Linked DNA regions of Homo sapiens: regions 1 and 2 are each linked to region 3. A link is a loop called in an ENCODE intact Hi-C map of the cell type or tissue named here. Cell type or tissue: mammary epithelial cell. All regions are shown on one strand. Each heading gives the region's core, and the rest is flanking DNA. Links, peaks and the distances in the headings are about the cores only.

Evidence for each region. Peaks named below come from ENCODE experiments on the same cell type or tissue, not always from the same donor. Only the 100,000 strongest peaks of a DNase experiment are listed, where the experiment ranks them.
Region 1: it touches region 3 in a loop (5-fold over the local background); 2 of 110 quality-filtered maps call a loop at or near these places.
Region 2: it touches region 3 in a loop (4-fold over the local background); 4 of 110 quality-filtered maps call a loop at or near these places.

The regions. Positions count from the first base shown.
Region 1 is chr5:3,598,860-3,608,607 of GRCh38, reverse strand. It overlaps IRX1 (iroquois homeobox 1), which reads right to left. Exons shown (of 4, transcript NM_024337.4): 2 at 8,348-9,383; 3 at 7,927-7,999; 4 at 7,205-7,625. The coding sequence ends at 7,568. It overlaps LOC107986399 (a long non-coding RNA gene), which reads right to left and starts at 3,048. Exons shown (of 2, transcript XR_001742554.2): 1 at 1-3,048. RefSeq lists enhancers at 7,265-7,925, 8,589-9,250, 9,251-9,748. In mammary epithelial cell, for the core only: a CTCF peak has its summit at 5,509; DNase peaks (open chromatin) are centred at 5,667 and 6,347; H3K4me3 peaks cover 1,501 bases; H3K27ac peaks cover 2,385 bases.
Region 2 is chr5:1,972,092-1,981,839 of GRCh38, reverse strand. All of the region lies in intron 2 of LOC105374618 (a long non-coding RNA gene), which reads right to left. Among named protein-coding and RNA genes, the nearest start is that of CTD-2194D22.4, 90 kb to the right of the region's middle. RefSeq lists an enhancer at 7,662-8,161. In mammary epithelial cell, for the core only: a CTCF peak has its summit at 5,740 (motif pointing left); a DNase peak (open chromatin) is centred at 6,369; H3K27ac peaks cover 1,260 bases.
Region 3 is chr5:2,034,535-2,044,282 of GRCh38, reverse strand. The region is part of intron 2 of LOC105374618 (a long non-coding RNA gene); the gene reads right to left. Among named protein-coding and RNA genes, the nearest start is that of CTD-2194D22.4, 150 kb to the right of the region's middle. RefSeq lists a silencer at 5,349-5,818. In mammary epithelial cell, for the core only: CTCF peaks have their summits at 4,913 and 5,481 (motif pointing right); no DNase peak of the experiment used is centred there; H3K4me3 peaks cover 715 bases.

The DNA of each region.
Region 1 (9,748 bases), core at 4,373-6,872, 1.6 Mb before region 3:
AGAACAAGCAGCCTGCAGTCACCTTGCTCAGCAGAGTGGGCCGTGCAGGCGTAGCCAGGGCGTGGATCAAATCACAGGAACAGTCTTATTGTGTTTGGCAAATTGGTCACCATAAATTCGATAGAAGAGCAGGTGAGAATCACAACAGCTTGGTGAGGACTCACACATCAGAGTCTCCCCCACTCACTAACACCTGGAAGGGAAGGGTCCGGGACACCATCAGGTACACACATCGCCAACGCAGTATTTTATTATTAAGCTTATTCTGAATCTTCTCTAAGGTTGCAAAAGCAATATTTCAATGTACTCTTTCAGGAGGGAAGGAGAAAAAAGATTAATAAAGATGTTAGGAAGCTGAACTGCTGTGAGATTTGTTTAATTATTCCCCACAGGACTGCCCCCGCAATCTGCTGACATTTAACCCCAACCTTGCAAATCCTCAGTAAATATTAATATATCAACTCAAACAGGGACCGTTGTTTTATTGGTTCACGGAGCTCGGAGAGATTCGCCACAGCAGTGAAAAATAATGTGCACAACTGAGGAGGACCGGCTTCTTTGATTTCACCTTCTGCTGCGCACATGAGCTGGGAGCATCAACAAAATGGAAATGCTGTTACTTTGCACAGCTGTAGAGTGACACTTCAGATGCCTTCGCTTCCCTTTGTACAGCCTGCTGGAATAATCCCAAAACCACAGTGGCAAGAGATTAGAAAGGAGGCAGAAGGGGAGACAGAGAGAGGAGAAATCACACTTTATTATCTGGAAGAGTGGAAATTTTAATAATGCAGAAGACCCACCCTCCAATCTGATCAGCTTTGCCAGAACAGCGGGCCCAGGATGGGGGTCAGGAAGGGAAAAGCGGACTCCAGCCCCTCCTCTCGTATCAGCCCTGCCTGCCCTCCCTGACCCAGGGCCACATATCCCACGTGCATATCTGAGAATGGAAATGGCCTGCTTTGGTTGAGAGTTTGCTAAAAGAAAAAAAAATTTTAAAAATTACTGGTTGCTTTTTAATGTTGCCATGTGTTTGTGTGTTAAGGAGGGCAGGGGGAGAGGGAGGTGGAGGCATTTTTGGAGGGTTTTTCTTTTGAGGGGGTAGCTCAAACTTAGATATCGCTTATTGACTTATCTTCTCATAAATACTCTGAAATTCCTAATGGTTGAATGCTTGCTGTGGGCCAGGGAAGGCTCCAAATTCTTAGGTGTAAGAAAGGGGGCTTCGGGTCCACATTTGGCTTTCAGATGTACTGTGCTGCAGAGTTTAATGCGTGATTAATTTTATTCATAAAAATGTTAATCACTGCATTGTGAGATCTTTTTAACATTCACTGCAGAGAGCACCTTTTTTAATTTCTCTTGCCCACCATCTCACAGATGTATTTAATATTTTCAGTCATTTCTGCAGCTATCCAAGGCTCTGGCAATTAAGCATATGTTTAAAATTCAGTAACAAGCAAAGATACAGCAGCGACAAACAGCAAACAGGAGAAGACAGAGAAACACACACACACACACCACACACACACACACACACACACCAAGAATGAAAGTGACCAGCTGGGGAATCCTGCAGGCTGTCACCCCGCTATCAGGGCGTCCGCAGCCTGGGTGACCTTCCAGAGCGCCGCGCTCACAGGTAGATCATAAACACGCACGCAGAAACCGAGCTGGCTTCTTCCCTCATCGAAAGGGCTGTTTCAAAGGGGAATCGGAATTTAAAATAAAAGCCCTTCAATTTGGAAGATTTCACCGACCTTGGCGTCATTCCCACCATTGCGTTCTGCCTGAGGGCGTGGGACCCGTGGAGGGTGGGTCGTGGCTCAGCGTCTCGGGTGGGGCGGGAGGAGGGTGGCGCTAGCTGAGTGCCCGGTCTCCCTCCACCCCCGCCACCTCCTGCCGTTGTGTCCCCGCACCAGCCATTGCGCTCGGGACTCTGGATAAATGGATTAGGGGATCAGAGACACCCGCTGCGTCTTCAGAAGCCCAACAGCAGCCGCGGAGAGGGCGGCCACTTATGCCCCGCCCGAGGGGAAGGAGGGGCGCTGACTGCTCGGCCTCTTCCCCGGGTCGGCCTGACCCCCCTCACTGCCCAGAAAGGGCCAGGGCCGGCCTTTCCTCGCGGAGGGGCGCCGGGTTCAGGCGGGGAGCTGGGACGGCGCGGACGCGAGCTGACTCCGACTCCGCGTGGTCACCATTCAGGCCCACAGCCTGGGATCCTGCGGCGCGGCCGAGCCTTCTCTAGGTCCCAGCTGCCTGGCTTGCCATGTCTTGCCACCCAGGGCGCAGCTCCATCCCTTGCTCCCTCCCGGGTTCAAGGCCGCCCTTTCTCTGCCTCCTCATTTAGAGCAATCCTAACATTTTAGGTCGCTCCTGAAGCCTCCTCAGTCCCAGGCCACGTGGTGACTTCCGTGGGCCTAAGGCAGACTCCTTCTTCGTGAGAAACTTATTAAAAATTTTGTTTTACCACTCCATTGGTATGAAGATGAATATATTGATAGACATTAACACATTTTCTTCGACCCAAAAATTACCGGGTATTTTTATACGAAAAAAATTAAACCATTTTCCTGGGCCCCTCAAAATACTCGGGGCCCCCAGGCCCAGGGCTCGCAGTGCTGAAGTCACCGGGCCGGGACCGCCTTGGCATCTGGCCCCGTCCGCGCTCGCCCTAAGAGGTCCATTTTCAGACGTCATTCTGGGGCGAGGGAAGGGGATCCGCGTCCAGCCGCCAGTCACCGGGTACAAAAGGCGGCCAGCAGCCCCCGTGGGATGACCTTGGCAGGCCTCTCAGCTCAGGAGTCATAATTGGAGTCGCTGGCTTTGTGGGGAGTGCCGGAGAAGACCTGGAAAGCATGGCCTCTCCCTGGAGCCGCTCCTATTGCTCTGGGGTTGTCCATGCGCCAGGGTCGGCGGCCAAGTCACAGAAAAAGTCTCCGGGTGGGAGAGGCGGCTGGGTGCCCTGAGTGGGGAGCTCTCCTTCCACACATCTACGCATTCCCCACGCTCGCTGGCTCAAGGGACACCTAAAGGTGGGTGGGCTTCTTAATTCCCCCAGAATGCGCCCCCTCCACTGTTTGCCCTGTCTCCCGGCCCCCAACTTGGACTTACGGCCCCAGGGCCACCCCACATTCCCTCCCCACCTGGTGCCACATGCTGACTTCGGGGCCAGTGAGATGGCAGGGCCCTCTGTGGGGACAGAGAAGTCACCAGGCATTGGGAGCACGCTCAGTGTGTGGCTCCCCAAAGCCTCCCTTTCCTTTCTGGAGGGCTCAGAGCCTGGCTGACTCCTATGGCAGTGCTGGGTCCTGTGGTGTGGCCCGCGTTGCAGAGGCAGTGGCCACTGACCACTGGAGGTTCCTCTGGCCTTGCAAGTTCTTTCCACAAGGGCACCACGAAGCTCCGCTCCTCCGTGGGGCCAATGCTCCCCCAGCCTTGCAGGCGACCCTCCCCAGGCTCTGCTACCTTCCCTTTTTTTTTGACCTCCAACTTGCAGTCCCCACCAACAAACAGGGCCCTGTCATTTTGAGAAGTGCATTCAGTGGTCCACTCTTCCCAAGTCGAAGTCCACAAACCCCATCTCCACTTGGAATCCCCAACCCCACCCTAGACCTTGCCTCTGTGAGAGGAGGCACCAGCGACCCACTGGCATCATGGTTGGGTTGGGCAGGGGAGGGTGGAATTAGGATTCCCCTCTCAGGCAAGAGATTCAAAAGCAGAGAGGACAGGGCCTGCCTGAATCCTCCATGTTGAAAAGCCAAAGGCCAGTGCCTGTCCCAGGTACCCCTGGGTGCTGTGACCCACCGTGTCCTCTCTCCTTTCTGCCTCCCTCCCTCACTCCAGCTTCCTTGCTCTCTGGCAGAGTCCCATCTACAAGGACGACTGAAACTTTATAGGGCATGATTCATCGGTGGCGCACCCCTTGGAGCCGAGGCGCGTATTACATTAATCAGTGTCAGACCACTAAAACCAAGATATGAATATGAATTCCCCATATTGCAGGCGAGATAAATGTGCTGGTGAATGAAATTGATCAGAGGGCGGTGGGCAGGATGGTGGGAGCAGGGAGATTTCAGAGACTCCAGCTCAACCTTTGGGCTGGGGCTGCCAGGGCTGTAACACAGAACGCGGGAGCCCGGGACCAGATTTGTGTCTTGTTCCCCCCCCCACACACACACACCCCTCCAGAAAAAGCCCAGTATAACCAGAAAAGGGAACTTTTCTATAGGAAACCCATTTCTGATGACAAGAAATGTCTGGAAATTGGTCCTGTGGACAATCTCCCCTTAGTCTGTTCAGGGACTGTCTCCTCCCTGCTGGCCACAGAGCAGCTGCCACCTCTGAAACCATCCTGGGCACTGCTGAGGTAGGGAAGCCCCTTTCCTCAGGCAGAAAGCTCCTCCAGAACTAACAGGGCTTTGTTTTTAGAAGCAAAGGATATTTGTGGATTTTCTATGTCCACTCCAGATTTTTCAGGAGCTGAAGCACCAGGCACGTGGGGTGTTCCCATGGGAGCCTGCACACCTAGATGGCTCCCGTGGCCAGAAAGATGTAAACAAATAGTGCCCAAAGGACAAAAATGCCTTCAGTGCTCCATCACAAATTCATTTTAGCTTTTCACTGGAGAAAAATAATTCTGAGGCTGGCGATCTGATTTCCTTGTATGGAAAACCTAGCTCTCAGGAAGGTGCACAGACCTTTCATGACTCTAGGCCACGCAGCTCAGTAGCCAGGACTCCCAAGGATGAGCACGTGCTGGCCGAGCCACCTCAGCAGCAGTTCTTGTGGGGGTGGGGGGGGTTCCCAAATGTCTTGCATTGACAAAAAAATCAGGAAAGGGTGGAAATAGGGGTGTGCAAAGCAGCAGGCGCCAGCACAGACCATCCAATTTGATTCAGGGAAATAAAGAGCTGAGCTTGCCCAGGGGCAGAGAACTCTACCTGGCCCACCTGAATCCAACCTGCTGTTTCCAGCGTCACCCAGAAGGCATCTCCCAGCACACTGGTTGCTGGAGCAGCATGTCTCTGTGGCTGGGAACACAATTCCTCACCAGAGGCGAAGGGCGTAGCTGGTCAAGTCTCTCTAGAGACACGATTTGGCTAAGGACACAAGATCCATTTGGGCCCAGCAGTCAAAGTAGGCTCTAGGGCCCCATTGCAGAACCTCTGGAATGATGAGCCCAGGGCTCTGATGATCCATGAAGGACTAGGGCCGAGGGCAGATGAGAAACACCTCTCTGATTTAGCAAGGAAGGCACTGGACAGTAAGAGCACCCCACGTAGAGCCCAGTGCCCACTCCCTCCAAATGCCAGTAGCCTAACCTGCAGGCCCGGCACTCCCCCAAAACACACAAAAAGAACCAGTGGGTGCAGCCTTGGAACACAAATTGGTTCCCATCACTACAAATGCAGGCTCGTGCCCACGGAGCCCCAAGGCCCAGCGCCCCCAGAGTTGCCCCCACACCCCAGGAGCGAGATGGGCGCTGCTCAAGGCCGCATTCCGCTTTCGGACCATAGAGGGCGCCTGGAGCACGTCCATTCCGACTGCGGAGCTGCTCCCCGGGGCCCGGCCCGAGTCCGTCCGCCCGCGGTCCACTCCACTCCGCTCCGGCCCGGCTCCTCCCTGCCTCATCCCACCCCGCCCACTCCCCGCTCCCCGACGCGCCCCCGGTGTCCTCGGCCCACTTGCCCTACGCGGCGCCCTTCGAGCCTCCTCTTCGCCGCTTTTCCTCCCGCCTCGGGGCAGGGAGAGGACCTTCCCCTCTACAGGGACCAGGAACGGGGTGGAGGGCTGTAGAAGGATGCGGGCGTCGGGAGCGGGTAGGAGCCGTGGACTGGCACCTCCTAGTCCTAACGCGAGCCTCCCTCTTTCCTGGAACCTCTGAAAAGACACCAGCGCCCCGACTTTCCCCCTCGCTTCGGCCATGCACGGAGTCCCCACGCGCAGCACTGGCGCCAGTGGGTCTCGAGCAAGCCGGGAAGGGCGGGTCACAGGCTGGGGGTGCGAGCGGAGGACGGCCGCTCTGACCTCGGGACTCGGCTCTGACTTCGGGACTCGGCCCTGTCCCCACTAGACCGTTTTTCCCGGCAGCCCACATCCTCGCTGGCAGTTTTGGAAATGTTTGCTGGCTCAGTTTTCACGCATTCAACGCTGAGTCGCCTGCGCCCTGAAGGCCCCGCGCCGGGTCCGCAAAGCCTCCTGAAGGTGCCTGCTGCGGCGCGTGGCGCGCGTCCCGCTCCGAACCCACTGATGCTGATGTCCCGGATCCGCAGCGATGTCCAGGCTCCTAGGCCTTTCCCCACTCGCGCGCGCCCGAGGCCAGCCCCGCTGCGAGTGTTTCCCAACATCGCTGCTCCCAGCTGCCTCCCCGCTGCCCGGCCGCGGCCATCTAAGGGCAATTTGCTCTGGACTCCCGCGGTGCGCGCGCCTGAGGGCAAAGGACGCAGTCCGTGGAGCCCAAGTGTAAAGGGGCTTCCCTGGGAGACCAAAGCCACCTCCTCTTTCTCGCTTCCCACCACAGCCTCAGCCCCTCGTTCACACCTCACACCGCAGAGAAGCCCCGCACCGCATCCCGGCTGGCCCATCTGTGGAGTTTTAAAGAGCCTTCCAATTTCTTCCCGTGTTTGATTTAACCGAATCACTAAAAATACATGCAAAGCGATACTCCATTATTTTCACACTCAACTCAGAAAACGACCAGGCGCCACGATGCGCCGTTGAGACAACTAGTTGTAAACTGGTTTCTAATCCGAAGTTCTCCTCTGGGGTCGCAATAAAAATTCTTTTTCCTCTGTTTTTACCGACGTTATAAAATCGTTTTGTAAAACTGCCTCAAATTGAACTTATTTATGTCCTGAGAAAATTATGTCTCAGAAAAATGTTCGTGAAAGCAATTGAACTGCCAGCAAGAAACTGCCACAGTGACAATATTTAAAAATTCAACAACAACCACAAACAACGAAGAGATGTTTAAAGCACCTGCGTCTTGGGTGGCAACAGTCTCTAAAGGCCCCCATTGAGAAGCCCATCTCCCCCAGCCACAGACCCTTGGGTCCCACCCAGGGTTCCAGGATCCCTGTATCCCCCACTTCTCTCTCTCTGTCTCTGTTTCTGCCACACAGACACTCACACACACACATTCACACACAAACACACACTCACACACACGCTGGACAGGCACACAGCAGCAGGAGCGGGGAGGGGGTGTCATTTCATTTAGTTTATTAGACAAAAATATATGATTTAGACAAGTTCGCTGACGCGCTATTTACAATCTGAAACCACTCTATATACAGAAAAGGGGGGAAAGAGACACAAGCACGTGGGGGCATTTACCGAACCCGATAATCGCAGCCACTGGAGCCGCCGGCAGAGGCCTGGCCACCTGGACGCGAGCTCGGGACCGAAGAAGCCCCTTTCTGCAGAAAGCGACGGATGCGAGTCCTTGACGTCGTTGTCATATTTGTCCTTTACACCAGTCTGAAATATTTGTCTTAATTCCTCCCACATTCCCTCCCTCCCCAACTCCTCCCCCCTCCCCCCCGCAAAAGTAAAAGAAGACCCTTAATCAGGCGGACGGGAGGGCTGCTAGGATCCGCGGCGTTCCCTCCTGCGGGGCCAGAGAGCTGCATGGGAAACACAGCGAGACAAGAAGACAGGGGCACTGTGAGTGGGGGACGCAGCGCCGGGCGACGCCGGTTCCAGTAGCGGAGCCCTGGGGGCGGGGTCGACAGCCAGCGCGGCTCCCGGCTGGGGAGAAACTCCAGTCTCCTCGGCTCGCCCGGCGCCCAGGGCTGGCGGGGAGCGCTCCTTCAACTAGGACTGCGCGACCCCCACCGCCACCCAGCCAGCTCCGCCCGGGTCCCGACCACTCCTCCTCCCCCCTCCCCACCGCCTTCTCCCATAGCAAAAGCAAACAGCACTCACTTGTCGCGTACCGGCTGGAAGGGCGACTTTAACTGCTGTGCCGGCGAATCTGGCCTGGGGACGAGGTCTCTCTCTGCGAGAGATCGGAAGAGGCAGAGTTAGGACGGAGAGACGGGCGGGAGAGGTCCCAGGCCTCCTTCCCACCAACTTCTGCCGGCTGCCCAGGCAGATTCGCCGAAAAACGTCACCCCTCACCCCACCACCACCCCGTAGCAGGCCCGCCGGTAGGGCAAAGCTCTCTTGGGAGAGCCCTAGGGCCTTGTCTGGCTTTCTAAATTGAAGCAGGGATTAAGCGCAGCCCCAGGGCTCAGCGGCCACTGCCTGGTACCCTCCCGGCTCATGCTGCACCCCACGCTACCACACCTAGCCAGGCCTCTGCATTCCCAGCTAGGGGACAGGTGGACGCGGCCTGGAGCTGTACCTGGGAGCGTGGGGCTGCTGCGGACCGAGGCCTTGTCTCCATTGAGTGCCCCCGGGGCAATAGCGACCGGCGGCTGCGGTGGTGGAGGTGCAGGAAGGTGAGGGCCATGGGGCGCGGCGTGGGGAGCGCCAACGCCCAGGAAGGAGCGCATGTTGAGCAGGGAGCCCTGTGCGAGGAATGCGCTGTTGGTCCAGTTGGAGAACTTGCCGATGTGGCAGGTGTACAGTCCGTGGCTAGGCAGGAAGGCGGGGTGTTGCAGCGGCGCCCCGGCGGAGGGCCCGTGCGCGCCGGGGTGGCCCGCGGGTGGTGGTGGCGAAGCCTTGGGCGCACCGTCGGGGCTCGTGGCTGTCTCCGCCAGCGACCAGATCTTGGGCTTGCCGTGCGGCGCACCCTGCAGGCCGCCCGCTGCAGCGCCGGGGCTCAGCAGGCGCGTGCTGCCCGGCTCTGGGGCCTCCTTTGCCAGGCCCAAGGGCGAGTCCTGGGGCTTGAGAACGTCGGCTGCTGCCAGCGGCGAGCCTTGGTCCCGGGCAAGAGCAGAAGGGGCTGCGGGCGCGTGCGGAGCCTCGGCCTTGTCCTCGTCATCCTCGTTGCTCTGGTCGCCATCGTGCTCGTCGATCTTGTCAATGTCGATGCTTTCCAGGTCGATCTCCTCGTCGTCCTCGGCCTTCTCCGGGTCGCCCTCGGTGTCGCTGCCGAAGAGCGCTCCATCTTCCTGGTCCTTGCTGCGCGCTCCCCATGTCACCTTGTTCTCCTTCTTGAGGCGCCGGCGCGCGTTGGCGAACCAGGTGGAGACCTGCGTGAGGGTCATCTTGGTGATGATGGCCAGCATGATCTTCTCGCCCTTGGTGGGGTAGGGATTCTTGCGGTGCTCGTTGAGCCAGGCCTTGAGCGTGCTGGTGCTCTCGCGGGTGGCGTTCTTGGGCCGCCCGGGGTCCCCGTATTGGAACTGGCCGTAGGGGTAATAAGCCGGCGCCGTGTGGGCTGCGAAGGTGGCGGGGTGCACCCCAGGGTTGTCCTTCAGTTCATACTGCGAGCCCTGAAGCCACAGGGCAGATCCATCGAGGAGAGAGAGGAGGGAAGTGGAGAGAGAAAGGGAGAGAGAGAGAGAGACATGAGTCCCCAAGACGGGAGAGTGGGAAGCAGCCGCTTCAATGGACTCGAGGGCCTCCCAGGCGCTTTGCGGGGCTCTCCTGTGCTGGGCAGATCAGGAAGTCACCCCCAGTTCACTGCTGGGGAGAAGGGGAGCCAGGACCATGAGCTGACTTCAGGAACTGCCCTTTCACCGACAGTGGAGATCGTTTTTGCCACTCTAGAAAAGTTCCACAAACAGTGCACTCTCCAGAAGAGCACAACAGAGGCCGCGGCCCCTGCAAGTTCCCTAGGCGACCCCTGTCCCCACCA
Region 2 (9,748 bases), core at 4,444-6,943, 62 kb after region 3:
AAATAATCAATAATTGAATGAATAAAGACATTGATCTCTTTAAAACATCGTGTTATATTACTGTTGATGAACTTCAAAAATTTTAAGATAAATCAGAATAAATAAGTCTCTTTTCTTTAATAAAATAGTCAATAGAATGAATAATTTTGAAATCCACTGTAACTGCTGACCTCAAGGAAATCAAAGGCTTATTCTGCACTTGGCATCAATTCAAAATGTGCACTGCTAAATGTTTTTGATATAGAGATTGTTCTATTCCATAGTGTTGTGTTTTTCAATTTCAAACTTAAGTTGTTAACTTTTTTTCTTATGGCATAAGTATCTGTTAATAAGCATTTGTTGAATAAATGACAACACTTTTCTTTTTTTTTTTTTTTTTTTTTTGAGACAGAGTCTCACTCTCTCGCCCAGGCTGGAGTGCAGTGGCGTGATCTCCGCTCACTGCAAGCTCCGCCTCCCGGGTTCACGCCATTCTCCTGCCTCAGCCTCTCGAGTAGCTGGGACTACAGGCACCCGCCACCACGCCCGGTTAATTTTTTGTGTTTTTAGTAGAGATGCGGTTTCACCACGTTAGCCAGGATGGTCTCGATCTCCTGACCTCGTGATCTGCCCAACACTTTTCTATATAAAAAATAAAATTTCAAAATGACCCACATTCACAGACAGTTTTCAATTTTCTTTTCCTTGGCAGTCTTGCTCCATATATATATTCTGATAGAGATATATATATATATATATATATGCTGATATATATATATTCTGATATATATATATGCTGACATATATATATTCTGATATATATATATCCCTATATATATCTCCATATATATATATCTCTCTCCATATATATATCTCCATATATATATCTCTCTCCATATATATATCTCCATATATATACACTGTATTAAAGAGTTGCTATTATAGGATATATGTGATGTAATCTGTTTTTCCCCAAAAACATAATCATTACATTTTGCTACAGCATATATAATAATATGTAAAATAGCTATGGAATACTAATTGAGTACATATTCCACAGTATTTTAACCATATATCATTGTTGGGCATTTAGATTATTTCTAATTGTTCATTGTTAAAAATAACATTCTAGTTAAGATCTTTGTACATATGATGTTTGTTACATAGGTCTTTGTATTAGTCAGGGTTCTCTAGAGGAACAGAACTAACAGGATAGATGTATATATGAAGGAGAGTTTATTAAGAAGTACTTACTCACATGACCACAGGTGAAGTCTAACAATAGGCCATCTGCAAGTTGAGGAGCAGGGAAGCCAGTCTGAATCCCAAAACCTCAAAAGTAGGGAAGTCAACAGTGCAAGCTTCGGTCTGTGGCCAAAGGCCCAAGAGCCCCTGGCAAACCACTGGTGTCTAAGTCCAAGAGTCCAAAAGCTAAAGAACTTGGAGTCTGATTGTCCAAGGGCAGGAAGCATCCAGCACTAGAGAAAGATGAAAGCCAGAAGACTGAAGTCTACTTTTTCCATCTTCTCCTGCCTACTTTATTCTAGCTTCAGCAGCAGCTGATTAGATGGTGCCCACCCAGGTTAAGGGTGGGTCTGCCTCTCCCAGTCCACTGACTCAAACGTTAATCTTCTTCGTCAACATCCTCACAGACACACCCAGGAACAATACTTGGCATCTTTCAATCCAATCAAGTTGACACTCAATATTAACCATCACAGCCTTTTTCCTTCCTTTTTTATTGAAGTGAAATTATTTTATTCTTTTCAAAGTACTCAATTTAGTGGCTTTTATACATTCACAATGTCATGCAACAAACACCACAAATTCCAGAACATTTACATCACCTCCAAAAGTCATCCCGAATCCATTAAGCAGTTGCTCCTCACTTCCCCTACCTCCAAGCTTTGGCACCCACTAATCTGCTTTCTGATTCTATGGATTTGCCTTTTCTGGACATTTCTATGAATAGAATCATGCATCATGTTTTCAACATTCATGGTGCGGTGGCATTGTCAGTGCTTCCTTTTTCTTTGTGGCTGAACAATATTCCATTGCATGCATAGATAAGTTTGTGCATCCATTTATTTACCCGCTGATGGATATTTGGGTTCTTCCTACTTTGGGCTACTATAAGTTGTGCTGTGGTGAACATTCTTGTACAAGTTTTTGTTTGAACATAAGTTCTCAGTTCCTCTGAGCAGACACCTAGGAGTCGGGTCATTAGATCAAATGATGATTCCATGTTTAACTTTTGGAGGAGCAGCTCGACCGTGCTCCAAAGGGCTCCCACAACTTATAGTCCCAGCTAAAACACCATATGAGGGCTCCAATACAAATACCTATTTCCTTACTATTAGTATATCCATTCCGTTGAGTTTGAAGTGGTATCTCATCGTGGTTTTGATTTGCATTTCCCTAACGACTAATGACATTGAGTGCTTGTTAGCCATTTGTATACCTCCTTTGGAGAACTACCTATGAAAGTTCTTTGCCCACTTTTAAATTGGGTTTTTGGTCTTTTTGTTGTTGAGTTTTGTTTTGTGTATATTCTGGATACTAAACCCTTATTTTATATATAATATGGTTTGGCTGTGTCCCCACCCTGGGTGGGGGTAATTTAATCATGGGGGCGGTTTCCCCCATACTGTTCTCATGGCAGTGAATAAGTCTCAAGAGATATGATGGTTTTATGAATGGGAGTTCCCCTGCACATGCTGTCTCTTCCTGGTTGCTGTGTAAGACCTCTTTGCTCTTCCTTCATCTTCCACCATGACTGTGAGGCCTCCCGAGTCATGTGGAACTATGAGTCCATTGAACCTCTTTCCTTTATAAATTACCCAGTCTCAGGTATGTCATTATTAGCAGTGTGAGAACGGACTAATACATATTATTTACAAATATTTTCTCTCATTTGATAGGTTATGTTTTCACCTTCTTAGTAGTGTCCTTTGATTCACAAAAGCTTTTTATTTTGGTGAAGTCCAAATTATCCATTGTTTTGTGGTTTTGACTATGCTTTCAGTGTTACATTTAAGAAACCATAGTCTGATCCAAGGTCACAAAAATACACCTATGTTTTCCTATAACAGTTTCATATTTTTAGCACTTATATTTAAGTCTTTGTTCTATTTTAAGTTGACTTCTTATTTGGTGTGAGATAGGGATACACAATTGTTGTTTTGCATATGGATATCCAGTTGTTCAGTACTTTATTATCATTATTATTATTATTATGAGCCTACATCAGGCTTTGCCCCAGCACTATTTATTAAAAAGTCTGTTTTCCCCCAATGAATGGTCTTAGCACCATTGTCAAAAATCAATTGGTCATACATGTATGAGTTTATTTCTAGAATCTCAATTCTATTTCCTTGCTCTGTATGTCTATCTTGTGTCAGTACCATACTGTTTTAATTACTGTAGCTGTGTAGTAAGCTTTGAAATTGGGAAGTGTTAGCCCTCCAATTTTGTTCTCTTTTTATACATTGTTTTAGTTATTCATGGTTCCTTGCAATTCCATACACATTTTGGAGTTAGTTTTTCCATTTCTGGAAAAAAAAAAGCCCATTGAAATTTTAATAGTGATCAATTGGTCACTTTGGGGAATATTGTCATCTTTACAACATTAAGTCTCCAATCCATGAATATAGGATGTCCTTCCACTTATTGAAGTCTGTTTTACTTTCTTTCAACAATATTTTATAGTTTTGAGTGTATAAGCCTTGCATCTCCTACGCTGAATTTATTACTGAGCACTTTATTTTTGATGTTACTGTAAACAGAATTGTTTTTATAATTTCCTTTCTGGATTGTTCATTGCTAATAGTATAGAAATAAAACTGATTTAGGTATGTTGATCATGCAACCTTTCTGAACTCATTTATTAGTTCTAATAGGTTTTCACAGATTTCTTTAGGGGTTTCTACATGCAAGATTATGCGATCTGTGAGTAGAGAAAGTTTCGTTTCCTCCTTTCCAATCTGGATGCCTTTTATTTCTTTTTCTTGCCTAATTGCCCTGGCAAGAACTCTAGTACAATGTTGAATAGAAGTGGTGAGAATAAACACTCATCTTTCTCCTGACCTTAGGAGTTATGTTTTCAGGCTTCCAACACTGAGTGTGATGTTAGCTGTGGATTTTTCATATACTGCTTTTATTACATTGAAGTAATGACGGAGAAAATGATGCCGTGGTCTTAGGTCTCTGGTAAACAGTTGTCTAAACTCTTAAAAAGCAGAATTTTTTTTAATTGTCAATATGTCATTAACTGTGAGAAAAAAATCCTGTGCTAGATTTAGATAATTTAGGTGTTAAAACATGTATCACTTGACTTCCCCAAATGTCCCTCCAAAAGATGAGTCCACAACAGGACTAACTCTGATGCTCCACAATGGTGCGCCAATTTAAGAACCTTTCTAGCAAATGAGGCCCTAAGAAGACATAGGTCATCTCAGGAGCCAAGAAACATTCACTGAGTATCTTAGAAAGATTGTTTTAGAAAGCAGTCTAGACTCCAGTCTTATCAATCCCAATCCTTAAATGCTGAACAGATAACTCATTGCTTTATTCATTTACTCATTCACCCAACAAATGTTAGTCAATCTCCAAGTAGTATCTCAGGCACTGAGGATCCAAAGGGAAATGAATAGGCCCCCACCCCAAGGTGCCCAGTGTTCTTGGGGGCGAGCTTGAAGCGCACTGAGATGCAATCTGAAATGAGTGAGAGAAACAGCAACAATGCAGCTTATGGCACTCACAGATTCCAGGGGAGGAGTGGGTAGCCAGCCATTCACTCACTCACTCAGCAAGTACTGCTACGGTCAGTATAATAAAGCTCAAGATGCTACTGTCAACCAGTGGGGTGCATGGACCAATAAACAGGTGGCAACCGGTATGATCAATCAGTGGCAGAGCACAAGGAGCCCCCTTTTTGTACTATTTAGTTTTTTGGAGATCAGGGAAAGAGAATTGGAGGAATCACCAAAAAATAAATGTGAAGGCCATTGAGGGAACTGAGAACACGTGAATTAGTAGGGCGTTGGCAAACCAATGGTCAGGACATCTCTAGGATAAAATTCCATTCCCAGCCACTTGAGAAAAGCTAGGGATTTAAATACCAAGCATGAGACGTGTTCTCACAGGACCCAGAGCAGCCTGTTGAGATGGGGGCCAGGAGGGATCATCTCTACTTTGCAAATGAAAACCAGAAATCAGAAAACAAATCCAAGGGAATCGATCCAGCTCTTAGATGTGTCTTCAACACCAATTTTACCTCCACCACTCATAATCTCCCTCCACCAAGCCCTTGTTTGAAACGTGGCCATTGCAGTGGTAAGAATTGGGTAGTGCTGGATCCTGACACGATTCACCCAATCTCCTCCTCACTCTATCACCCAGCCAGGAGCGGAGGAGAAAGACAAGTCACCACCCTACTCAATGACCGCCAGTGCTTCTCAAGCTTATCTTGGGGATAGTGGTTGATCTCTCAGCTTGAAGTACATGGTGGGTTCCGTGAACGACACACGTTTCTTTTATTCTTTACTGGTTGCATTTCGACTGTCTAATTTATTTTAGTACCACTTTAATTTCTTTCAGGCCCTGGGCCTGTGCTAATCTGCGTTTCCAAAGTTAGAAGACATTTATTTATGAACTGACAAATTGTTATTATTCTTTTTCTTTCTTTTGGGTTCTTAAAGAACCATAACTAGAGGCAGAAGTTAGTTTGAAGAGCATATTCCCAGAGCACCCCCTGCTGTCAAAGAAAAAAAAATCAACAGCCACCTATGGGCCAGGAGTGAAGTCTTGAGGCACAGAGTGAAAATGAGACCTTGGGAAAATTAACTTGCATTCAAGAACCTAGAAAAGGAGATGTTATCACAGCAAGCATGTTCTTTCTATGACGACTTAACCTTCAATCTTGATCCTCCACTGTTTTACTGTCTGATTGATAACCTGATAGACTTGCTCAATGTATTTATTTAGTCTTTGCTAATAAAGTATTAAGTGCACTTTAAATAAGACAACTTTTCCCCATGCTTGCATATCCTTTGTACTGGTGAGAGTAGGTGAACTGCTAGAACAAACAGACACAAAACGTTCATGATTTAACATGCAAAACTTTACTTCTCTCCCCATTCCCAGAGCATTGTGTTGGAAGAGGTGAGGGTCTCGGCTCCACGCAGTCATTTGGGGCCCCTGGGTCTGTGGCACTGCCATCTTTAACGCATGGCATCCAAATCTACCATGGACTAGAACAGTAAAAAGAACAGATTATTTAAGCTGGAGGTAGCTTCCATCTCGCCCACCAACACAGGCTTGGGCAGAACTCACAGGTGCAAGGAGACCTTGGGCTGTAATTTGGCTGTGTGCCCAGGAAAAGGAGAAACACGGCATTAGAGAGCAACGACATTCTCTGCCAGTTTCCTGTTGTAAAACTCTTTCAAATTTCCACGCCTTCTCTTAGGTGATCTAATCCAAATCTGAACTGGCCCACTTGTCCATAAACATGGCAAAAACTTAGAAGCTGCTGAGCCCTGCCCACCCAGCTCCTCTTCTTCCTCTACCAAGAAGCTAAAGAGACACAGGTCTGAGGGTGGAAACACAGTGATGGCTTTGGTGGTGGTTTCTGGAAGGGGTTCTTGTCTGAGGTTCAGGGCACCTTCCCCTTCCTGATTCTCTCTGGCGCTGGGGTGCATGCCTTGCCTAGGATGCTTGATAGGAGTTCCAGCTGCAAAGCACATTGCTACAGCGCATGCTGACTGTGTGTACCTGAAACCGTGGTTTCCTGGCGCTCTTTGAGAAAGAAGCTTCCAGCAAAGAAGTTTCAGGTCCCAAGTTCATGGGGATGATTGGATCCCACCCCTTTCACTGAAGCCCACTGGACTGTAAGCTGTCAGAAGGCAGGTGCTGGTCTCCTGAGCTTCTTTGCGTGGGGCTGCATGGCAGCTGAGACGTCTGGAGCGGAGCTAATCGTTAATGGGTGAAGGTGGCGTGTACTCCCAGGACGCCCCGGGGAGCCCATTAAGCTGCTTCATTGGCTGCTTTTACTTGGATATGTCAGGTCTCATCCATCTATTCCAACTCTGCTCACTACATCCAGGGGCTGAGAAATCGCTCAATCGCCAGACGTCTTCCATTGCTCATTCTTGCACAATTTGCCCCGTGATTATATCCAGCGATGCAAATAGCCAAGCTCTGAGACAGGAAAGTTCTGAATGTGGTCGAGGGCGCTTGACTTGGGACTCTGCTTCTCTTGTAAATTTATTGTTTTTATGGAGATTGTATTAAAATATTAGAACATAATTCAAAGGGGCAAGGCTCACTAAAACAACTGATAAGTAGGGAGATAGCCATGTTTTCTGACCTTCAAATTGTTATCACAAAATATTTTAGATTTAACTTTCCTAAAAATCTGCATGAACTTAAAAGTTCCTGAAGAGGTTGCTTGGTAAAAGACTATTAGGAGGAAAGCCAGACCGTGCCTGAAGAGTAAAAACTAAAACTCCGTGAATCATCTCACAGGCAGCAAGACCCTGCTTGCTTAACGATGAACTTAACGAAGAACCCGGCCACCCTAACCAACACCCCAAGAATACAAAGGAAGAATTCTACCTTTTTTGAGTGAGTGTTTTTTCTAATGTCCTAAGGATACCTCATTAGGTGCTTTGTAGTATCTGATAGGACAGATACTGCAGTGTTTTTTCTTGCTGTCTTTCCAGAATTCCCTGGAGATATCGTGAAGTTAATTACAAACATAATTTCAAAAATTACATGATCTGGGCACTGCCCCTCCCCTCAGCTGAAAGCCAGTGTGGACCAGCCTTCTTTGGCTGGTGTAGACGGTGTTCAAGTCACAACTAAATCGCGCCTTCCTCCTCCGCCTCTGCTCTCCTTCCCTCCTTGTTTAATTGCAGCGTTGCTGCCAAACCGCTTTTGAAATATACCTCCACTCTCAGCACGTCCCAGATGAAGCAGGTTTAATGAATTGGTTTGCAGGGAGACTTGAATGAGTCACCAGCACCTGGGGCCCCAGGGATGCTGCATCAGATAATCACTCATTGTTGCTTTCTGATGCCAGAAAGAAACCAAGAAAACAGTTCACATTCAGAAGAAAGGATGGCTCGGCAGATGGAAACAGGCGCTGGCGGAGCTGTCGGCCACTCACAACGGGCAGAGCCCAGCCCGCGGGAGCTGGACCGGGATCAGATGTTACACACTGTGTGGGTGCTGCTTTCTTCCGCCAAAGAGGCGAGACCAAGACGGCCCAGAAAAATATCGATTATCTCTCCAAGTCTAAAGCCAGCTAATGGCTGCATTCACACAGTGAACTCCTGGACCCGCTTAAAGCCAGCAGCTGCTGATTGAATTGGGTCGCTGGTAACCTCGTCCCTAGCCAGCTTAGAGCAAGAACACAGAAGTAGGAAGAGGTTGGCTCTATTTAATACAAAAACAGAACCATCAACACACCTGAAGAAATATGGTTTTGAGGGGGAAAAATATTCAATCAGCTGTCCAGCAACAGATAGAGGGTATAAATGTATCCTTGGTATTTTGTTCTTTCAATGGGACTAACGGGGCTGACCTTTAATGCCCCTACACACAGCTGGCTAACTGTGCTAAAAATAATAATAATAATAAAATAAAGGCACGAGGATGGAAGGAAAGACAGAAAAGGAAGGACAGGAAGGAAGGAGGAAGGAGGGAGGGAGGGCAAGAGAAAGGAAGAAGAGAAGAAGGAAGGGAGAAGGAAGGAATGAAGCAGAGAACAAAAAGTAAAAACACAAAAATCTTTGTCCCCCAGGATATATTTTACCCTCTCTGACAACAAGAACAATTTCCTCCCTCAATGGTCATAAAGCCTAGAGAGAATTTTCAAGGCTGACCCCTTGGTGGGCACATATGATCCACATAGTTTAGCCACTGCCCCTCCTTCCTGAGCTGTCAACAATCATCACTGCCCTTCTCCCTGGCCCCTTGAAGGCAATGTCATGCTTGGCCAAGGGGAGAACCTAGGAGCTGTCCCCACAGTCTGTGCCATAAGACCAGGGTTGCCTTCAAGGACCCGTGGGCTTTGCAGTCACACGAGGCCCCAGGCACAGAAGGGGCTCCCACCTAGTTTAATACTCTGTCATTGCCGTCTTCAAACTCTTAACGACTTTTGAATGAGGAGTCCTTCTTTTGTCCTCTGGGTTCCCCCAGTCCATAACTGGTCCTGGGTCGGCACCACAAGCTCCAGCTCCCCACAAGCTCCAGTTCCCCGCAAGCTCCAGCTCCCTGCAAGCTCCAGCTCCCCGCAAGCTCCAGCTCCCCGCAAGCTCCAGTTCCCCACAAGCTCCAGCTCCCCGCAAGCTCCAGTTCTCCTCAAGCTCCAGCTCCCCGCAAGCTCCCATTCTCCACAAGCTCCAGCTCCCTGCAAGTTCCAGCTCCCCCAAGCTCCAGCTCCCCACAAGCTCCAGCTCCCCGCAAGCTCCAGTTCTCCACAAGCTCCAGCTCCCCGCAAGCTCCAGCTCCCCGCAAGCTCCAGCTCCCCGCAAGCTCCAGCTCCCCGCAAGCTCCAGCTCTCCACAAGCTCCAGCTCCCCGCAAGCTCCAGCTCCCCGCAAGCTCCAGCTCCCCGCAAGCTCCAGCTCCATCGCACACCCTCTTCTTCCTCCGCTAGCATCAGCACCGCTTCCAGGCCGCCCTGTGGTCAGCATGGCCCCCGGAGCCCCCGAGCAGGTAGACCCAGACAGCAAGGCTGGCAGAGAAGCCTGGCAAGTCCCCCCACC
Region 3 (9,748 bases), core at 4,507-7,006:
CCCGTGCCCTCCAGCTTCTCTGTACAATGTCCCCCGGGACTGCCCCAGTGCAGAGGCGGCCGCTGCGCACCCACATCCATCACCAGTCCCCTCTCACTCATGTGCTTTCCGAAGGTCATATTTAGTTTTTCAAAAATGTGCTTATGGCAGGCATATTTCTATTGTAAATATGCATGTTAATTAAATGTTATACAATCTGACAAATGTGAAGGCAGGGTTATTTTTTCATGGAAACCAAGTCAAGTGCTTGGGAAACATCTGCTAGTAAGAAAAGTGACTCACCACAGTTACTGTGAAATTAAGATTGGATAAAATCACCATAAAAGATTGGGAAAATCTCTCAGAAATGTAGAAGGAGTCTTCACTCAGATTGTGTTGTAAGCATTGTATGTTCTTGACCTGTTTGAAAGAAACCCAACTTGTAAGTTGAGGTCAATATACAATGCATATGGTTTACAAAGAAAAAAAAAGAAAAGAAAAATATATCTGCTCAACTCCAGTCAATAACTTATGCTCAAAGAAAAGACTTGGTCTCCACATCAAAACATTGGCTGGTTGGTGCCATGTATTTGTTTAAAATGGAAAGGAAACATTTCAGGTATTTATTACTGGTTTTATAATTCTGCTTCTTGGCTGTATTACAAAAATATGGATCCTACATTAACATCACATTTCCCAGTTGAGGCTCAAAGTCCTTAAATATTGTACATGTTGTAGGTAGCTGAGGCAGGGTTGAACAGAAGCAGTGGAATTGCAGAGCATCCCCGGAGCTTGTCCCTCCAGTACAAGCAGCAGATCGACTCACGGAGGGGCCCATAACTGACCCAGGGAGGTCTTAGGAGTCACAGTCTATTCGACACAATCTATTGGCATGGTTAAATGTTAACCTACGGGTTTCAATCTTTCTCTAACTTCGTCTCAATTTCTTTTTCAACCTCCATGTTTGGTTTTCCTATTCTAGCTTTCCCATATTTCAAATTTTTAGGCTGGGTGTGGTGGCTCACACCTGTAATCCCAGCACTTTGGGAGGCTGAGGCGGGAAGATCACTTGAGGTCAGGAGTTCAAGACCAACCTGGGCAACATGGTAAAACCCCGTCTCTATTAAAAATACAAAAATTAGCCGGGCATGGTGGTGCACACCTGTAATCCCAGCTACTTGTGAGGCTGAGGCAGAAGAATCCCTTGAACCTGGAAGGTGGAGGTTGCAGAGAGCTGAGATCACACCGCTGCACTCCAGCCTGGGCGACAGAGCGAGTTTCCATCTCAAAAAAAAAAAAAAAAAATCAAATTTGTATATAATCACAGAGGAAAACCCAGCCATTGTGGACAGGAGAAGACTGAACACTGTACCCATGCCCTCACCTGTCCACGGAGCTGGCAACAGACAGAGTGGAGAACCCACCTGTGCCTGGGATCCTTCCAGACCCGGTGGACTCGACAAATTCAAGAGCGAGTGAGATGGAGAAAGTCCCTCCCCATCAGGACCATCAACAAACACGGATGAAGCTCCTGCTCTATCTGTAAGATATTATGCTACCAAGTGGGGGTGCATAGACGGGTAGGGAAGGATACTGCATCAGCGGGACCCAAGCCAGGCGCCGGGCTCCTCCCATGTGCACATTTCCTCATTCAGTGCTCACAGCCAGCTCTAGGGACAGGCGCCAGCTCTAGGGGACAGTGTGATCCCCAGCTTTCAGGTGAAGAAGCTCAAGAAATGTCGAGGGAGTTGAGACATTCGCGCGGTTAGAGCAGAGACAACCCTCCATGCCCGCCATCCTGAGCATCCAACAAGGACTTAAACTGCAACAGTGATCTCACAAGAGCCTTTGTCTGTGGAATTGTATTTCCGTGGATGCCTATTTTCTGTTTCAGGGCTTAGAAGTCTCACTGCACTGCCTATATTTACACACATAGGCAGCAGAACACCCAGCAAGCAGATCTATGAACTCTGACATACTTTGAAACTGGGCTGCTCCGTTGAATCAGCTGAGAACATTTGCCTGTCTTCCTACCTCTGAAGGTGACCTCTTGGCCAACGTTTCAGCACAAGCAACCCAGCTGCGGCCAGTCCCCCAGCCATGATTTTCATGATCCCCTTTTGAAATCTGGCCGTGCCAAAGTGTTAACCTCAGGCTGTAACTCTGTGATTGATTCGGCTGATTTTCAGGGGCTCCTGCACTTAAAGAGGCACAGTTGGCACAATCAGCTGGCAGGGACCTTTACATCCTGGCTCTGAGCGCGTCCTGGGAAAGGCCACCATGGCTCGGGAGCCCTCTGGGTGCAGAGTGATCCCGGGAGCTGCCTGTCTGGGTGAAGACGAGGGCGTGCGTTGTCTAGAATGCTTAATGAACTGCAGCCTTAAAACAGTCTCGTGATAATATTGTCAGGACACAAGTACAGTAGGTGGGCAAATTGCTTCTTGGGGAAAGACCTTTATTATTTTCTGAAATTATGAAAGAAGAAGATATCTTTAGAAATTTGGAACATATAAAATAATACACCTTTTAAAATTACCCATTAAACCTCCTCACCAAGGGATTGCTACTACCATCTCATCTGATTTTCCTTCCAGGATAGACACATATAATGTCTATTTAAATATATGTTGAATACACATAAAATATTTTGTATATAATATATATTAATATACGATTTTCGTAAATTCACAAGTGTTCCGTTTTTGTAGCTTTTCATCTTGCCTTTCTCACTTAGCACCGCAGTGCTCGGCTCCGTCTACGTCTCTGAAACGCTGCCGACTTATAGCCTGGGTCACTATATTTAGTTTAGCACCTCTGCTCTTACAAAAGTGGGTTGTTCCCAGCTTTTCCCTTATTGTAAATTATACTGTGATGACAGTTACATAAATGTGACTTTCTGGTTTCCTTGTGATACTTTTCTTTTTCTAGACGGGGAATTATTGGGTCAAAGCAACGGAAGAGAGTGTTCATGATAAGCGTGGCCAAATTGCTTTCCACGGACGCAGAGCTGACCGACACCTCCACCAGCCACCCACGGACGGGCTGTGCCGCTGCACCGTCACCAACACTAAGCGCCACCACAAAAGTGGACGTGCCGATTTGGTGCGTGAAAACTGGTGTTTTCATTTTTTTATTTTATTAATTTGTGCATCTTGACTCACCCTGAGGCTCCACACGTTCCTAAACCGTACCGGGTGTTCCAAATTTCCTTTCTTGCTTTGACTGTTTATATCCCTTCTATTTGGTTTTCACGTTTTTCTTAAAAATTTCTATGAAAATAATTGGCAATTAATGTTCCAGCCCTTGCATGAATTTTTAAGTGGTATCAATTAAAGAGAAAAAAATATTTGACTGTGTGCTTTCCCAAAGCATCAGACCTTGCATTTCACAGGGACTTATAAAAGGTCAATACTACCTCAAAGTCAGACTTCAATCTGGAGGGACTGCTACCAGAAGGAACAAGGCTTTAGCTATGCTCCACTGTTTGAAATGAGCTAAAATTTTGACTTCTTAAAATGTCAACCTCATAAATTCACTCTGCCAGACAAAATCAGGCGCATTCATTGTTCAACAGATATTCCCTTAGCTACTATGACGGTTTGGACCTTGTCCTTAAATAGCCTGAAATTTAGATGCAAAGATGAAATTTGAAATCCTTTATCTTTTGCCCTCTTTCAATCCCATTTAATCCATTCTTTCCAAATTCAGTCATTTTGGGTGAAAACATATAAAGCACTTACAATGTTAGTGCAGATGAGATCTAGAATCCTGTTTTAGTTTCTGGTGGTTTATTTAATCGATGCTCAGAATAGCTCTTTCACACTAAAATGACTATGTCTGCGTCCCCTGCCTTGAGACCCCTGCCCCGTCCTGAGTGCCTTCCCAGATGCTGAGCCTCCTTCAGACTTGGGCAAGAAGGAGATGGGTGTCGGAGATAAAACAGGAGCAGCTCTGGGAGTCCATTGGAGATAATGGGGGTTCATTTCTGGCAAAAGAACAGGATTGAAGAGACCTGAGCCCCATGTATCCTAACTTGAGGCCACAAGGGCTGACCCCTCCCCTCTGTTACGGCAGAGCCCATCGAGCCCCCCTTCTCCAAGGGGCAAGTAGAATCTGCCCACACGCCGAGGCTCTAGGGTAAGCATACCTAGCCTGATGGCTTCGCTCAGCTACAGGAAAGCTAGTCACCTTAAGCCTCAATTCCCTGATCTGTAAAATGTAAACAACAATAGAGCCATATTGTGATGTACGAAGGACTGTGTGTAGCTTAGCACGCAGTACAGAACAGGCCCCGGTAAAGGCCATCTGCTCTACTCGGCGCCTCTCCATGGGGCTACGGCAAGGCTTGCTGCCTACGAGCAGAATGGAGGGTGCCGAGTTCTCCTAGAGACAAATCTGTTCTGACTATAACAGCCAGAAAGTTAACCAGGTCCGAATTGAGGTCCTGTTTTGTCAGAACACCGTGGGGCCCCCCAATATCCCCTTTCTGGGTGTGGGCTTGGGGAAATGGGTACAAGACATACGGGGCTTTGGAAAGGGCTGCAGGGAAAGCCCGTCTCACAAACCCAGGCTTGTGGGGATGGGCCAGGGAGGGACCTCGGAAGCTATAAGGTGCCCCCTAAGGCAGGGCACCACTAACAGCGATCAAGGCAGGTGTAAACTTCACAAGAGAGGCTTCCTAAGTGACAAATTGTGGGCTGAGGCATGCCGGGTGGAAGCAGGCCCATCACTCTGCCAGGCAGAAAACAAAGGCCTGTGCCACAGCCTCCTGGAGGGCCCTCGGGAGGCTGTAACCCCTTCACACCTTATTGCTGGGAAGTGACTTTGCGATTTGACACATTAAAAACAAGTTGAGGCGAGGCTCCTCTCCAGTGAGTTGGAACCTCCGAGTGACAGGCCTCCCTTCCCAGCTCGGGCCCCTCCTGCTGGCGCTGGCTCAGACAGGAGCCTTCCAGAAGGAAGGGGGTGGGGAGGCAGGTGCCAGCTCCCGAGCTGCGTGTTCCTAAGCTCCCTGCACTGTGGGAAGGGACTGGGGAAGGTGTTTAAATGAAGCACTTGATACTCCTCAAATAATAATGGTAATAATAATGCAGCCTTTCTACTCTGGATTCTCATTCATCCTGGGGACCAGCAGGGGACCAGCCCCCCTCCATCCCCCCAGCCCAAACCTCTGTCCAGCCCCTCTTTGGCTCCTGCCCAGCCCTGCTCAGCTCTGCCCAGGCCCCGCCCTGCCCAACCCCTGCCAAACCCCTGTCCAGCTCAGCCTAGCCTTGCCAAGCCCCTGCCCAGCCCTGCCCTGCCCAGCCCAAACCCCTGTCCAGCCCCTGCCCAACCCTGCTCAAGCCCCTGCCCAGCCCAGCCCAGCCCTGCCCTGCCCAGCCCAGCCCAGCCCAGCCCAGCCCAGCCCAGCCCTGCCCGGCCCCTGCCCGGCCCCTGTCTGCCAGGAGTGCAGCACTGGCTGGAGCCAGCGTGTACACGAGTGGCCAGCAGAGGGCGCACTGCCTGGGCGCCGCCGTCCGCTGCCTGCCGCCCGCCATGGCTTGACCCAGACTCGGGTCAGATCCTGACCCTGACCCGGCCCGGCCCGCGGAGAGAAGAGCACTGCGCCTGCGCGGCATCGGGGCCGGGCTGGAGGGACGCTGGCGGCGGAGGTGCGGCCCCGGGCGGGCGCGGCGATCGATGCCCAAGTCAAATGCGTTTGTGCCACCTGTTGGCTCCGGGCCCGCACTGCACGCGCCGGGAGGTGGCTGTGCGGCGGCCGTCGCGGGCCGTGGTCCCCACCGGACCTCCCAGGGGCGGTACCTGGAGGGAGGGTGCAGAGGGGTTCGGGGCAGCCTCGCCAGGGAGAGGGAGACGCCAGCACCGCGGAACAGGCTGCGGGGCCGCCTCGATCAAGTGCCATCCCATAGTGAAGACAAGGTTCCAAACGGCAAAGACACTGACTCGTCTGTAAAGAGGAAACGCCTGGGCAAATGCCGCTTTTCAACAGTGCAGTGTTTTAACTTATTTTTAATCTAATATTGTGAAAAATCTAATAAATTGATTCGTTTTTGGGATTTTTTTCCAAATTCAAAATTTGACTAATGCGCATTATTTTCACTAGGAAAAAAGTTACTGTTATAAACGTGTCTCATTTTTCTACACATATTTTTACTTTCTTTTTAGTGAGTGCTTCTTTTAAACTACATGTACACTACCAGACATATGTGTAAGCCACATGAGTTGGAAATAAACATAAAGAAATACATGGGGTTTAGATTTACAAACAGTATCTTTGACCGGGCGCGGTGGCTCACGCCTGTAATCCCAGCACTTTGGGAGGCCGCGGCCGCGGCGGGCGGATCACTTGAGGTCAGGAGTTCGAGACCGGCCTGGCCAACACGGTGAAACCCCATCTCTACTAAAATACAAAAATTAGCCAGGCGTCGTGGTGAGCACCGGTAATCACAGCTACTCTGGAGGCTGAGGCAGGAGAATCGCTTGAACCCGGGAGGGGGAGGTTGCAGTGAGCAGAGATTGCACCATTACACTCAAGCCTGAGAGACAGAGCAAGACTCCATCTCAAAAAGAGACGAGAGATGGGAGAGGGGAGAGAGGAGGGGAGAGGAGGAAGATTTACAAACAATATTTTTATAACCAATTTGACCAGATGTCATATTTTCCACAGATATTTTGGCTTGTTTGGTACATGTTTGTGGGCACACAGAATTTGGTCTCATCTGGGCCTCGTGAATACCTGGAAAGGTGACTGGGAAAGATGAGGCTGTGTTCACACGTTAGTGCATGCATTCCAATCAAAACAGAAAGCCGGGCTCTTGAGAGAATGTACTGAAATAAGCTGGGTATTAACTGTTCCCATATCACAGCTATGTCATATGTGATCTGTGTAACTCGGGGGTTTTGGCATTCATTTCTTCAGGAAACAAATACTTTACCATGAATTGTAAGCACCACAAAAAAAAAAAAACATGAAAAAGGCTCTACGTATAGCTGTTGACACCCTAATAATAGAAATGAAAGGCATATGCTTTTAAATGTGTAAATACAAAAAAAGGAGGCAGAGCTTGACGCCAAAGCGCACCCTTCACTGCCAGGGAAAACCAGCTTTGTCCTGATTCGCCCCTCTCTTCTGCTTAGCCTCAGCGTGAACCATTTCCTTACCTTGCCGTTAGTAAATAAAGAGGATTTGCGTTGCAAAGGGTCAGCTATTTTACCATGGTCAGCAAATATTATCCAGTCCTTCTTGCTTATTGGTACACATTTTGTTTACACAACATTATATGCATAAGTTAAATATATTTAGCCCTTTCCTTTAATATGAAATGTTTCAATTATAACTTACAATAATCTAGCAAGGGAGACTGCATAAATGTGAGGAGTGGAGAAAAGCAAGAGGAATTCTGCTGTTTGTGTGTGTGTATATAAAATACACATAAAATGCACACATGTATACATATATATGGTGTATATGTACATATACATACGTATGTGTATATGTATATATATTATAACTAGGGCTGTTAGAAGAATATATATTCTATTAATATATCTTACACATTTATAAATAATATTATGTATATAAAATTAAGGTATAAGAAGAGTAGCCAGTGTTGGACTGAATGAGATAGAGAGTAAGGAAATGGAAACACTCGTTTTTTATTAACAGGACCTCCACATGGGATCCAAATTCAGCGACTTAAGTAGATCCTAAAGATTATATCAGGTTTTAAATATCAGGAATAATAAATAAATATGGCATTTTTAATAGCAACTCCCGCCCCGCTAACAGATGAAGGGGATAAGGCATTCCCTAGTCATCCTAACAGTGCAACTCCCATTAGTAGTAGCTAATATTATTATTGCACGAAAAGGCAGTTTCCTAGAACAGTGTGGGGAGAGCAGATGAAAACTTCATCCTATAGCCTGGGGTTTTTAATATTAGGAATAGAGATTTTTTTAAAAAACAGCATGTTTCTGGGCAGATGGAATGCAAGATGACCATGCCAAGTGAACCATCCAAGGCGCCCTGGCTTAGGGGGTTTGTTTTGTTTTGTTTTGTTGTTTCATAGCACTATGGATAGCAACACTGCAACGCAAGGGAAGGACAGATTAAGATTTTCGCTTACCCAAAGGCAAATAGAGAAGCTCCTTTCTCTACCACAGCCCAAAAATTGTGCAAAGAAAGAGCGTTATTCTTTAGGGAAGGCTCTACAGATTAAATGGTGTAAGAAGATATAGTATCTGCTGGGCGCAGTGGCTCACGCCTGTAATCCCAACACTTTGGGAGGCTGAGGCGAGGGATCATGAGGTCAGGAGTTCGAGACCAGCCTGACCAACATGGTGAAACCCTGTCTCTATTAAAAATACAAAAATTAGCCAGGCGTGGTGGCACATGCCTGTAATCCCAGCTACTCAGGAGGCAGAGGCAGGAAAATCACTTGAACTCGGGAGGCGGAGGTTGCAGTGAGCCAAGATCGCACCACTGCACTCCAGCCTGGGCAACAGAGCGAGACTCCATCAAAAAAATAAATAAATGAAAAGATATAATATAATACAGTCCCTTTTCCCATTATTCATTCATTGTTTATTGAAAGTTTCAGGCACCGTACTGGGCACCAGAAGAATAAAGATGACAATGACATGGACAGTGATGGAAATGAATGTGCGAACTGAGAAGAGAGAAACTGGTAGAGGGACATTGATCAAGTATAGTGGAACAGAAGGTGGGGGCAAGATGAAACATCACAAACAACCTCTTAGAACTTTTTTCAAGAACTTTCAAACATATACATTAATTCTTCAGCAAGTGTTTATCAAATGTTTAATATTTACTGAAAACAGTTCTAGGAGCTGAGATCACAACTGCTGCGGGGAAAGTAAAGGGTGTAACCTCCAAGAAATTAGAATTTGGTGGGGAAACTGACACTATCACCCAGTCACACAAATAAATGTAAAATTCTACCTGTGCACCTCAGTTACCCAGTGGAGTAATTTATAGCACGGGGAAAATCATGGCAGATTTCACCTGCTAGAGGAGGTCAGAGAAACCTTTCCTGAGAAAAGCACCACGGAGCTGAGCTGTATAGATAAGTAGGCATGATGAATTAAAGATGACCACAAATTATATCGAGAGTTGTGATCTACTCTCCCTTTGATTTGAAGCTAGTACTAAGGTCTCACTATAACCAAAAATATGTGGGAGAGGTAAGATGACACGCCTTCCAAGGCTAGGCGAGAAAAGGCTGCAGCTCTTGCCTTGGTCTCCAGGTTCACCTGCTCCCAGATGCTTCCACTGAGGTTACTCTTTTTTAGAACTCGGCCATGGTGTTTTGAGTCTCCCAAGCAAGATGGAGCCACCCACAGTGCACGCACTCTGTGGGACAGACAACCTCAGCTCCCAGACAGCAGACAGCACGAACTCAGCTGTGAATGAGCCCCTTGAATATCCAGCCCACCAGAGTTTTAAATGACTGCAGCCCAGCCTGCATCTGACTGCAGCCTCCAAAGCAACTCCCACTGAGAAGCACTCAGCCTAGTCCCTCCAGCCATGCTGGCCTACAGAATCTGCAGCCATAATAAATAGTTGTTTGTCTGTGTCACTAAATATTGAAATGAATTGTTACATATTCATGGGGAACTAGAACAGAATGTGGTACCTAGAAGTGGAATGCTGGCAAAATCATACCTAAAACCTGCAACATTGATTTTGAGCCCAGCAGCCAGTCACTGAATGTCCTCACTGAATGTCCTCAATGTGGTGGTTGGAAGG